Linked DNA regions of Homo sapiens: region 1 is linked to region 2. The links are chromatin contacts, found by Hi-C or POLR2A ChIA-PET in ENCODE. All regions are on one chromosome and are shown on one strand. The core of a region is the stretch at or near the end of the contact, and the rest is flanking DNA. Distances in the headings are between cores, read along the strand shown. Region 1 overlaps DNAJB12 (DnaJ heat shock protein family (Hsp40) member B12). Region 2 overlaps ASCC1 (activating signal cointegrator 1 complex subunit 1).

Region 1 (5,458 bases), core at 1,949-4,448, 140 kb after region 2:
GCAACACTTTTCCCAGGATCTGGCTCCTGAGTGGGATCGAGCTCCAGGCTGGGGCCGGGAATTTCGAATGCTCTGCGGGCACATGGCAGGCCTGAGGGTGTGGGGGGGAGGGATTGGGAGAGGGAAAAGCAGAGGGTGATGGTCGTGGCCCAGATGCCCAGCCAGGACTGGCGCTGGGGACCCCAGGGACCCAGACTGCTCAGGTCCTGCAGCCCCCCAGTCACCTGAGCACCCCTCTGCCTGGATGGAGTTAGTTCTGGAACAGCATGTGTGGCTTAAGTGGCTGTTAGCCAGGGCCAGGGGTCGGGGGAAATTCAGGCTCATCATCTAGAGCTCCTTGTGGCACAGGCTGGACAGTGTCAGCAGCAGCAGGGGCTTGTGCCCCCTCCCCCCCACCCCTTAGGCCTCCCTGCTCAATGCAGACCCACCACGGCCAGTCACATAATAAACATATATTAACAGATGTACAATTTGAGAATTCTAATTCAAGAAATACAGCTTCCAGAGGATCCTTTAGGATCTATGTTCTTATTGCACATGGCTCAGCCCGTCTAGGGACATCTACCAAGACCAGATGGTCGGGGCGTGGGGGCAGAGCACCGGGGCCACAGTGGGTAGGCACTCTGGCCACATCAGTTCTTATAATCTCTCTGGGCTGAAGTGGCTGCTTCATTGCAGGGTTGGACCTTGTTTAAAAACCAGATTTGACATTTCCTTACCGAACTTCCTTTCCCAGCAAGAATCCTATTTGTTGGGGGACTTTTAAAAAAAGAGCCGAGAGAAACTCTGGGAGGGTGGTTATCACCTCCTGGCTGGCAGCTTGGGGAAGTAAGGCTTTGGAAGACGGCGGGCGCAATGACACACCCACCGCCACAGGAAAACATGGTCATTCCAGAAGGCCCAGGAGAAACTGTGGGAATAAATAAAACCTCCCTCCTCCCACTGGCGGCAAGTGCTGTTTTAAGCAAAATCCTCATTTCAATGTGAGGGTAAGAAAACTATTCTGGTTCAGGTGTATCCTTTGTCCAAGGTACGAGAGGAGGCCTGGCGGTCACATCAACAGCGAGTGAAGACAGAGGCAGCCACGGGCACTGCCTTTTCTTCAGGAGTCGAGGAGGCTGCCCTGGGGTCCCGGCACCACTGACTGACTCGGAGGAAGAACTTTCTGAAGTCCTTGGTGCATGACTTAGGAAAAACCAGTGGCAATGATGGAGCTGTGCCCTGTGGCACCTATAAGGCAAAGCCCACTGAGGGACTTAGGGGTGGGGAAATGGTTAGGTAGATCCTGGCCCCCTCTGCAGGCCTTCCCTTCTGTGGGCAGGGGGCTGGAGGGCTCCTGGGCACCAGGACAAAGAGCCCACCAGCGCTGCTGAGAGGGGAGAGGTGGTCTCACCCAAGCAGGTCCTTGTGGGGCCTCTACTGTGACTCAATACTGACCTGGCACCTGCCTCCATGGCCTGCTCCTCTCCAGGTTAACCATAATCCTGAGGCCTTCGCGGGTTCACACTATCATGATTACTGCTGCCATCAAAACCAGGCTGGGGTTTCGGGGGGCTGTGAAAAGCTCTGATGCGACTCTCCTTATGCTGTCAGCTACAGCTAATGTCTAGCAAAAACATCACCAGGGTACCTTCCCCAAACAGGCCTCATTTTCTAAAACATGGAAGAAATCAGCTCAACAACTTAACCAAATCCCTGCAGAGTTTAAAAAGTAGACTATATATATATATATCTTCATATATGCCTATTTACATATAAATAGATATATATACATATACACGCATCTATAAATTACATTCTATGGAGAGTTCTCTTTCTTCCTCCTATCTTTGGCCAGGGCCTCTGGCTTCTCCTGAGAGGTGGCTGGTGGTGGCTCCTGTGAGGGAGGAAAGGCAGCTGGGTGCCCCCTCCCCCAGCCCTTCCCACTGATATCTGCTGCGAGTTTTACATTCTACTTTCGTTGCCATGGTTTCTGTATCCTAGGAGAGAGGCGATGCGGAGCCTCCGCCAGCCCTGCGAGGGAGGGAAGCAGCCCCATGGCAGGTTTTCTGTCTGTCCTAAGAGCTTTCTGCATTTACTGGGTGAGAGAGAGGGCAGCTGTGCAGCGTTCGGCCTCCAATTCCATTTTAATTTTGTTTCTTTGTTTGTCTTTCCTCAAATATACAGTCCATCACCTTGGCTCAGTGCATGTCACCAAAAATTCTCCAGGGATTTCATAGTCTGGGGAGGAGAGTGGCAACAGTTAGCTCGGCATTCAGGCGGCACCGGCTCCTCTAGCTTATGCCACACAAGTAGCCCCCCTTGCCACTGCACCGCTGCACCGTGCTGCCCGCTCGACCCCCACCAACCCCACTTGCGGCCTGCCCTCCTGCGGCAGCACAGAGGCAGGCACAAATGGCCTCCAGGCAGAGTCAGCCATGGATCCAGGCCGGGAGGACACAGGCAAAGGAGGGGGTGGGCAGGGCACCCACACAGAGAAGAACCTTCACTGCTTCTGCCCACACTTCTCTGGGCTTGGCTGAAGTGGCCACCTCTGGCAAACGCTGGGAACAGAGCCCAGCGCCCCCATTCGCCGGGCTGCAGAAGGAGGGAGCCTGCTACCAGCAACTCTCATTTCCCCTCCACCCCTCCTGTGCTGAGCGGCTGCGTCTGACCCTGAACTCATGACCTTCTGTTCCCTTCCTCAGACCGCAGGCGAGATGCCTGGGCAAGGCCGGATGCCTGTGGCTTCCAGGCTGCCAGGTGTGACGGCATTCGAGAGAGTGCCTCAGATCCCACCAGAGGGGGGTGGTCAGGGCCCGCGGCCCCTGCCGCCACCAAGACTGCCAGCTCCCACCCACCTCGTGGCTGCCTGTTCATCTTGCTCCATTTCCTCCTAGCTGGAGGGATGGAGAAAGGGGAGGGCTCTTGGCCCACCTATTCCCACATGGTTCTTCCTGGTATCAGGCAGGCAGTGTGCATATGGGGCTCTCTTGGGCCCCACCATATGTGATGGCCTAAATACCAGGGCACGGACAATAGTCTGCTGTGCTGGAGAAAGGGCCGTGCTGACTGATGGCTGGAGTGGACCAAGAAGCCCCGGGTGGCCCTCAGCAACAGTTTCAAGTTCCCACTCTGCCTGGTTCTGGGGTCCCCCACACCCCTGGAGCCAGGGAGCAGAGCGGAGGAGTGGGGAGGACAGCATCGCTAGAGGGCGGAAACCGACCTTGGTTTCCCAGCAGGCCCCACAGCTGCTCGGTCTCTGGAGGCTGGAGGTCAGGCTGGGGACAGGAGTCTTTGCCACAATCACCAGGCTTCCTCCCTTTCTCCCCCTCCCTCCTCTGCTCATGACCAGGGCCAAAGCTGCCAGGAGTTGCAGGGTGGAGGCAGCCCTGGCTCATACTTGGACCTCGGTGGTGTGGCTGGCCCAGGACTATCCATGCAGGGAGGCCTGCACCTCTGACAGTCGGCTGCAGCTGGGGGTGCCCATCTTCTGTGCTCTGTGGTACATATCTGTGTCGCCAAAGTAGCGTGCCCGGTACAGCAAGCCTTCCTCTGCAAAGCAATGGGACAGGGTTAGTGCACACCCAGTACCTCCCGAAGCCTGCAAGGAAGCCTGCGAGGGCTGTGGAGGGCGGAGGAAAGCTGGTACATGCCCGGGGCTTGGGCAGGGCTGGCCTCCCATTAGGAAGACCATGGAGGAGCAGAGACTACAGTCCTTATGTGGGCGAGGGTGACAGAGGCGCCTTTCTCTAGAATGCAGTGAGGCCAGCCAAGGTGAGACCCTGTCATCCTGGTCAGGCCTCCCCAGGGTCCCACAGACAGATCCAGGAGCACAGTCAGGGGGTGGCCAGGGATCCATCCGCTCCAGTCCATCTCTACACACTCACCTCTGGCAGCCAACATGCTGGGCTGATGGCAGTGATTTACGGGAACCTGAGGAAACTACCAGGTGGCCCCTGGCTCCCAGCCCCGGAGAAACACAGGAGTGGAGACCAGCTCTTGTCTGGGAGGTGGCTGGTGCAGGGCAGTGCCAGGGGCTGGGCCCTCAGAGCACAGGGTGAGCAGGGCTCTCTCCTTCCCCTGCTTTCCAGCTTCATCCCAAGCCACCTCCCAAATACAGCCCCCGCCTTCCCCCCACACTCACTCTGCTGCTTCTCCTTCCAGCAGTTGTTCCGGAGGTTGGCGATATAATCATCTTCCACATTCCGCTCGACTGTTTTGAGGCTGGAGCCTGTGTACTCTTCGGAGAAAGTGTCTCCCACATAGTAGACGACACCCAGGTGGTCAGTGACTCGCCTGTGGATGTGGCCCACGGACCTGGCCAGAAATACCAGGTTCAAAGTGGGTGCGGGTCCCCATGCCCAGGGCACTCTAGGGGTATGGGCCCCAAGACAGGAGGTGCCGCACAGACCAGAGGAGTAGTTGGTTCCCTCTCAAACCAGAGCAGGGACCCGCACACTCCCTGAAAGGAGAGTCTGAGGAAAAGGCAGCGTCCTCCCACACACGTGGCCCAGACCGCAGGACGCCCTGCCTTTAGATCCCTGCTTACCACACTGCTGACCTGGGGCCTTTGGGGAGAGGCCTGGTCTAGGGAACTGGAGACCTGAGAGGGAATCTGGGCTCTGCCTCTGTGCCTCCATCTCCCCATTCATCCCCTAAGCCAATTGTTGCTGAGTGCTTGCCTGCCTATCTAGGAGTTCCCAGTGTAGGGTTAAGAGGCTTAGGAACAAAATGACAGGAAGGGCTCCAGGGAGCCTTATCCTCCCAGCTCCAATCACAGGCTCTGTCAGCTGTGGGAAGAGCCTTGACACCCAGACAGGACCAGTGCTCTGGGGACAACAGTCCCTGCCCTAGTCCTCTGCTCCTCACATCTCTCCAGTTGCAGGGAAAAGGGCTGGCATCTGGCCACAGGGAGCCTGAGCCGGCGGCCAGGGTCCAGTGGACCGACTCTGCCCCCTGCTGGCTGAGAAGGGTCCTGCCAGCTCCCAGCCAGAGGTGGCCACCTTTTGGGAGAGGGGGACCCACCCCACTGAAGATGTGCACCCACTGTGTAGCTGACCCTGGGCCAGGTGCTGGACATCAGTGAGGGGAGCTGACCCCCTAACGGCTCATGAAATGTCCTCAAGTTCACTCCTGGCAGTCGAGACTAAGCATTCATTAAACTAATATTGTTGAGCATTTCTAGTGGGCCAGACATTTTATATGCATTACTCATTAATTTCCACAGCAGGTGGATGTTATAATTCCCATTTTATAGATGAGGAAACCAAGGTTATATAACTTGTTTAGGGTCACACAGCTTCTTAGTGGAGAAGCTGGGATTCTAAGCCATGCTTGCTCTGTCTGACTCTAGTGCCCTGTTCTTTCCACAGCCTCAGGAAGCCCAACCAGAGCCGAGGAGCAGAGGTTCTTCGTCAGGGTTGGCAGGGGAGATGGGCAGGGAAGAGTCACAAAGCCGCCGAAATTATATGCAAAA
Region 2 (4,998 bases), core at 1,342-3,841:
ATGTAACAGCATCTCTCAGTAGTGGAATTATGGATGATTTTTTATTAATCTTTTCTGTATTTTCTAAATTTTCTATAATAAACATATTGCTTTCATACTTTTTTGAATCAATATACATTTTTTAAAATCAACTAACTGATATCCAAAATGAGTTTAAAACTTGTTTTCTAATCTGGATTATCTGCTATTATCCTGGTCACAAGCATTTCACTGTTATCTAAGTATGGCAATTCTACATGCAAATTTGTCTTTTAGTTACTAATCCCAAATGAGCCATGACCGCCCAAAGTCAGAAGATCTACAGATAATGGCATCTCATTAACATTACCACCCAAAAGATGCAGAATAGTGTGTCTATTAGGATGAGCCATTTGTGTCTTAAATCTTTTTTTTTTTTTTTTTGAGACAGCATCTCACTCTGTCTCCCAGGCTGGACTGCAGTGGCACGATCTTGGCTCACTGCAACCCCCATCTCCCAAGTTCAAGCAATTCTCCTGCCTCAGCCTCCCAAGTAACTGGGATTACAGGCACATGCCACCTCACCCAGCTAATTTTTTTTGTATTTTTAGTAGAGACGGGGTTTCACCATGTTGCCCAGGCTGGTCTTGAACGCCTGACCTCAAGTGATCTGCCTACCTCGGCCTCCCAATGTGCTGGGATTACAGGCATGAGCCACTGCGCCTGGCCCGATATGTGTTAAAATTTTTTAAAGACATTTCTGTAATATATAGAAACTTATGAGCTGATATGTCCATACACTTTTTTTTTCAGTTCAATATAAGAAGCCAAAAGAAATAGTTATCTTTTTTGGTGGGGGAAGAAGTTTATAACTCCCTACTGTTTGATTTATGAACCATTTTTGTATTCTTTTTATATTTAACTTTTTTTTTAACCTTCTTGCTTTGTTTGCACTTACCATGGAGCACTTCGCCAGTACTTCCTCCTGGAATCTCAGGAATCCTTCCTGAACCTCAACTTCATTGAGGAAAAAGGCAAGGAAGTGAGTGAAGGGCTGCTTTCTTCGAAAAGTGTCCAAAAGAACATCAATCCGTGTTCGGGCTGAAATTACACCATTTCGATGCTGGCCAGTGATTACTGTAAACAAAGAAGAAAGGGTAAACTGCTCAAGGACCCCCAAATGCTTATAAAACAGGACCTCTTGATACTGTCACCTCTGAGGAGCTAAAGCAGTTCTGAATGCGTATATGAATCTAAACAGGGGACAATAACAAATATAAGAAAACTGCTAATTAATTCAATGTAAGCAGAATGAGGCTTAAAAATAGAATATCCTTGGCCGGGCACGGTGGCTCATTCCTGTAATCCCAGCACTTTGGGAGGCCGAGACAGGTGGATCACGAGGTCAGGAGATCGAGACCATCCTGGCTAACACAGTGAAACCCCACCTCTACTAAAAATACAAAAAATTAGCCAGCCTGGTGGCGGGCGCCTGTAGTCCCAGCTACTCGGAAGGCTAAGGCACGGATGGAGGGAACCCAGGAGGTGGAGCTTGCAGTGAGCCAAGATCGTGCTACTGCACTCCAGCCTGGGCAATAGAGCAAGACTCTATCTCAAAAAAAAAAAAAAAAAAAAAAAAAGAATATCCTTAAGACAGCTTATAAAGTAGAAAAATGAATTCAAGTACTACAAAGCAAACCCTTGCTAGTAGGAATGTAAAATGGTGTAGTCACTATGAAAAAGTTTGGTAATTCCTTAAAAAGTTGAACATAGCTGGGTGCAGTGGCTCACGCCTGTAATCCCAACACTTTGGGAGGCTGAGGTGGGCAGATCACTTGAGGTCAGGAGTTCAAGACCAGCCTGGCCAATATGGCAAAACCCCATCTCTACTAAAAATACAAAAATTAGCTGGGTGTGGTGTCACATGTCTGTAATCCCAGCTACTTGGGAAGCTGAGGCACAACAATGGCTTGAACTAGCAAGCTGGAAGTTCCAGTGAACTGAGATCACGCCACTGCACTCCAGCATGGGCAACAGAGCTAGACCCTGTCTCAAAATAAATAAATAAATAAATAAATAAATAAAGTTGAACATAGACTTACCATATAACCCAGAAATTCTACCCTTAGGGATACCCAAAATAAGTAAAAACCGAGAAAGAAAAAGGGAAGGGAAGGGAAGGGAAGGGGGAGCAGGGAAGGGGAGGGGAGGGGGGAGGGGGAACGAGGAAGGGAAGGGGAGGGGGGAGGGAGAGGGGAGGGGAGGGGGGAGGGAGAGGGGAGGGGAAGGGGGAGGGGACGGAACGGGTGAGGAGGGAGGGGAGGGGAGGGAAGGGAGCAGATGGAAGGGGTGAGGAGGGAGGGGAGGGGAGGGAAGGGAGCAGATGGAAGGGGTGAGGAGGGAGAGGAGGGGAGGGGAGGGAAGGGAGCAGATGGAAGGGGTGAGGAGGGAGGGGAGGGGAGGGGAGGGGAGGGGGAGGGGAGGAGAGGGGAGGGGAGGGGAGGGGAGGGGAGGGGGAGGGGAGGGAAGGGAAGGGAAGGGAAGGGAAGGGAAGGAAGGAAAGAAAAGAAAGAAAGAAGGCAAGGCATGCTCATGCCTGTAATCCCAGCACTCTGGGGCAAAGGCCAAGGCAGGAGGATTGCCTGAGGCCAGGAGTTCCAGACAGCCTAGGCAATTTACTGAAACTCTGTCTCTACAGTGGTTGGAGGTGGAGAAGCTTCTGATGTTCCATTGCCTGAGATTTCAAAACAGACAAGACCAGATCCTTGTCTAGAGGATTAAAAGCTACCAGATCATTTCCTTCTCTGATTTCTCTAATTTAGGAGACACAAAAGAAATGGGTAAATCAGAGCAAATATCACACGAATGCAACTGCAGACTTGACTTCACATCACAATTCAATTTACTCTAACCAATACATTTGGTTTTTCTATATACTTTACTTCTCTACAAGATCAATAAGCCAGTTTATTTATTTTATTTTCAAGAGAGTCTTGCTCTGTCACCCAGGCTGCAGTGCAGTGGTACAATCTCGGCTCACTGCAACCTCCGCCTCCCAGGTTCAAGCGATTCTCCTGCCTCAGCCTCCTGAGTAGCTGGGATTACAGGCACGTGCCACCACACCTGGCTAATTTTTGTATTCTTAGGAGAGACAGGGTTTCATCATGTTGGCCAGGCTGGTCTCAAAATCTTGACCTTGTGATCCACCCAACTTGGCCTCCCAAAATGCTAGGATTACAGGTGTGAGCCACCACACCCAGCTAATTTTGTATGTTTATTTTTATTTTTTGAGATGGAGTCTTGCTCTGTCGCCCAGGCTGGAGTGCAGTGGCACGATCTCGGCTCACTGCAACCTCCATCTCCCAGGTTCAAACAATTCTCCTGCCTCAGCCTCCCAAGTAGCTGGGAATACGGGTGTATGCCATCACACCCAGCTAATTTTTTTTTTTTTTTTTTTTTTTTTGAGACAGAGTCTCACTCTGTTTCCCAGGCTGGAGTGCAGTGGCACGATCTCGGCTCACTGCAACCTCCGCCTCCCGGGTTCAAGCAACTCTCCTGCCTCAGCCTCCTGAGTAGCTGGGATTACAGGTGTGCACCACCATGCCCTGCTAATTTTTGTATTTTCAGCAGAGACAGGGTTTCACCATGTTGGTCAGACTGGTCTCAAACTCCTGACTTTGTGATGTGCCCTCCTCGGCCTCCCAAAGTGCTGGGATTACAGGCGTGAGCCACTGGGCCTGGCCGGCTAATTTTTTGTATTTTTAGCAGAGACGGGATTTCACCGTGTTAGCCAGGATGGTCTCAATCTCCTGACCTCATGATCCGCCCACCCCGGCATGAGCTAACACGCCTGCCTAGTTTTTATTTTCTCTTCTTTGTTTTCTGTTTTTTTGTTTGTTTTGAGACAGTCTCGCTCTGTCACCCAGGAGGGAGTGCACTGGTGCGATTGGCTCACTGTAGCCTCGACTTTCCCAGATAAAAAGATCCTCCCACCTCAGCCTCCCAAGTAGCTGAGACTACAAGCATGTGCCACCACACCCAGCCAATTTTTGTATTTTTTTGTAGAGATGGGGTTTTGCCATGTTGCCCGGGCTGACCTTGAACACCTGGGCTCAAGTGATCCTCCCACCTAGGCCTCCCAAAGTGTTGGGATTACAGGCATGAGCCACCAAGCCCAGCCTGACACACTAGTTTTTCACACTGCAACATTTGTGCTAAGTTAAAATGGAGTCTTTATAGCCTGTCTACCCTTTTCTGGATAAGTTCTGGAATGAATCTAGTATATTAAAATGGCTAGGGTCTCCACATTTACACCACGTTATAATTTTACTGCAATAAAAAATATTATATAACTTACTACACAAATAGAAAAAATGGGGAACATATAACAAGTGTTAATAGCAATTATGTTTGGGGTTCGTATTATAAGAGACTTCCATGTATACCTTATATATAATTTCTGCAAGCTTTCTCTTTTTTGAAAGCATGTATTAATTTTATAATCAGAAAAAATTAGGGCTGGGCGCAGTGGCTCATACCTGTAATACCAGCACTTTGGGAGGCTGAGGCTGGCTGCACCTGAGGTCGGGAGTTGGAGACCAGCCTGATCAACATGGAGAAACCCCATCTCTACTAAAAGTACAAAAGTAGCCAGGCATGATGGCACATGTCTGTAATCCCAACTACTTGGTAGGCTGAGGCAGGAGAATCACTTGAAACCAGGAGGTGGAGGTTGCATTGAGCCAAGATTACACTAAGCCAAGATCATGCCAATGCACTCCAGCCTGGGCAACAAGAGCGAAACTCCATCTCAAAAAAAAAAAAAAATAGATGAAGTAACTTTTAATGCAATTATAAAATGACCTTGGTATTTGTAACTTGAATGTTAAAACTCAAGGAAAATAAAATTTTGCACTTATAATTCTAATAAACTGAATATTTACTTTAATAAAAGTCCTTCCAAATGCTGTTAAAAGTTCTAATGCTAGAGTTTGTTGACATTACCTAGAGAAAACTGTGTCACTGCACTGGCCAATATGG

What was found. A loop is a pair of places that touch in the nucleus more often than their neighbours do. ChIA-PET counts read pairs that join two places held with the same protein, here RNA polymerase II (POLR2A). Pooled maps may share reads with other maps.
Region 1: a pooled map shows a loop between it and region 2 (1.8-fold over the local background). The contact joins two enhancer-like sites. A Hi-C loop is called at or near these places in 2 of 50 pooled maps. POLR2A ChIA-PET finds 5 or more read pairs at or near these places in 11 of 52 experiments (A549, AG04450, B cell and 8 more).

The regions. Positions count from the first base shown.
Region 1 is chr10:72,332,398-72,337,855 of GRCh38, forward strand. It overlaps DNAJB12 (DnaJ heat shock protein family (Hsp40) member B12), which reads right to left. Exons shown (of 9, transcript NM_017626.7): 7 at 4,127-4,299; 8 at 3,383-3,534; 9 at 466-2,220. The coding sequence ends at 3,413. Among named protein-coding and RNA genes, the nearest start is that of DNAJB12, 20 kb to the right of the region's middle. RefSeq lists enhancers at 2,420-2,829, 3,390-3,509. Within about 2 kb of position 3,199, at least 36 of the 41 ENCODE cell types and tissues checked have a DNase peak (open chromatin) inside an H3K27ac peak, as active enhancers do.
Region 2 is chr10:72,195,895-72,200,892 of GRCh38, forward strand. It overlaps ASCC1 (activating signal cointegrator 1 complex subunit 1), which reads right to left. Exons shown (of 10, transcript NM_001198800.3): 5 at 917-1,095. Among named protein-coding and RNA genes, the nearest start is that of ANAPC16, 18 kb to the right of the region's middle. Within about 2 kb of position 2,592, at least 2 of the 41 ENCODE cell types and tissues checked have a DNase peak (open chromatin) inside an H3K27ac peak, as active enhancers do.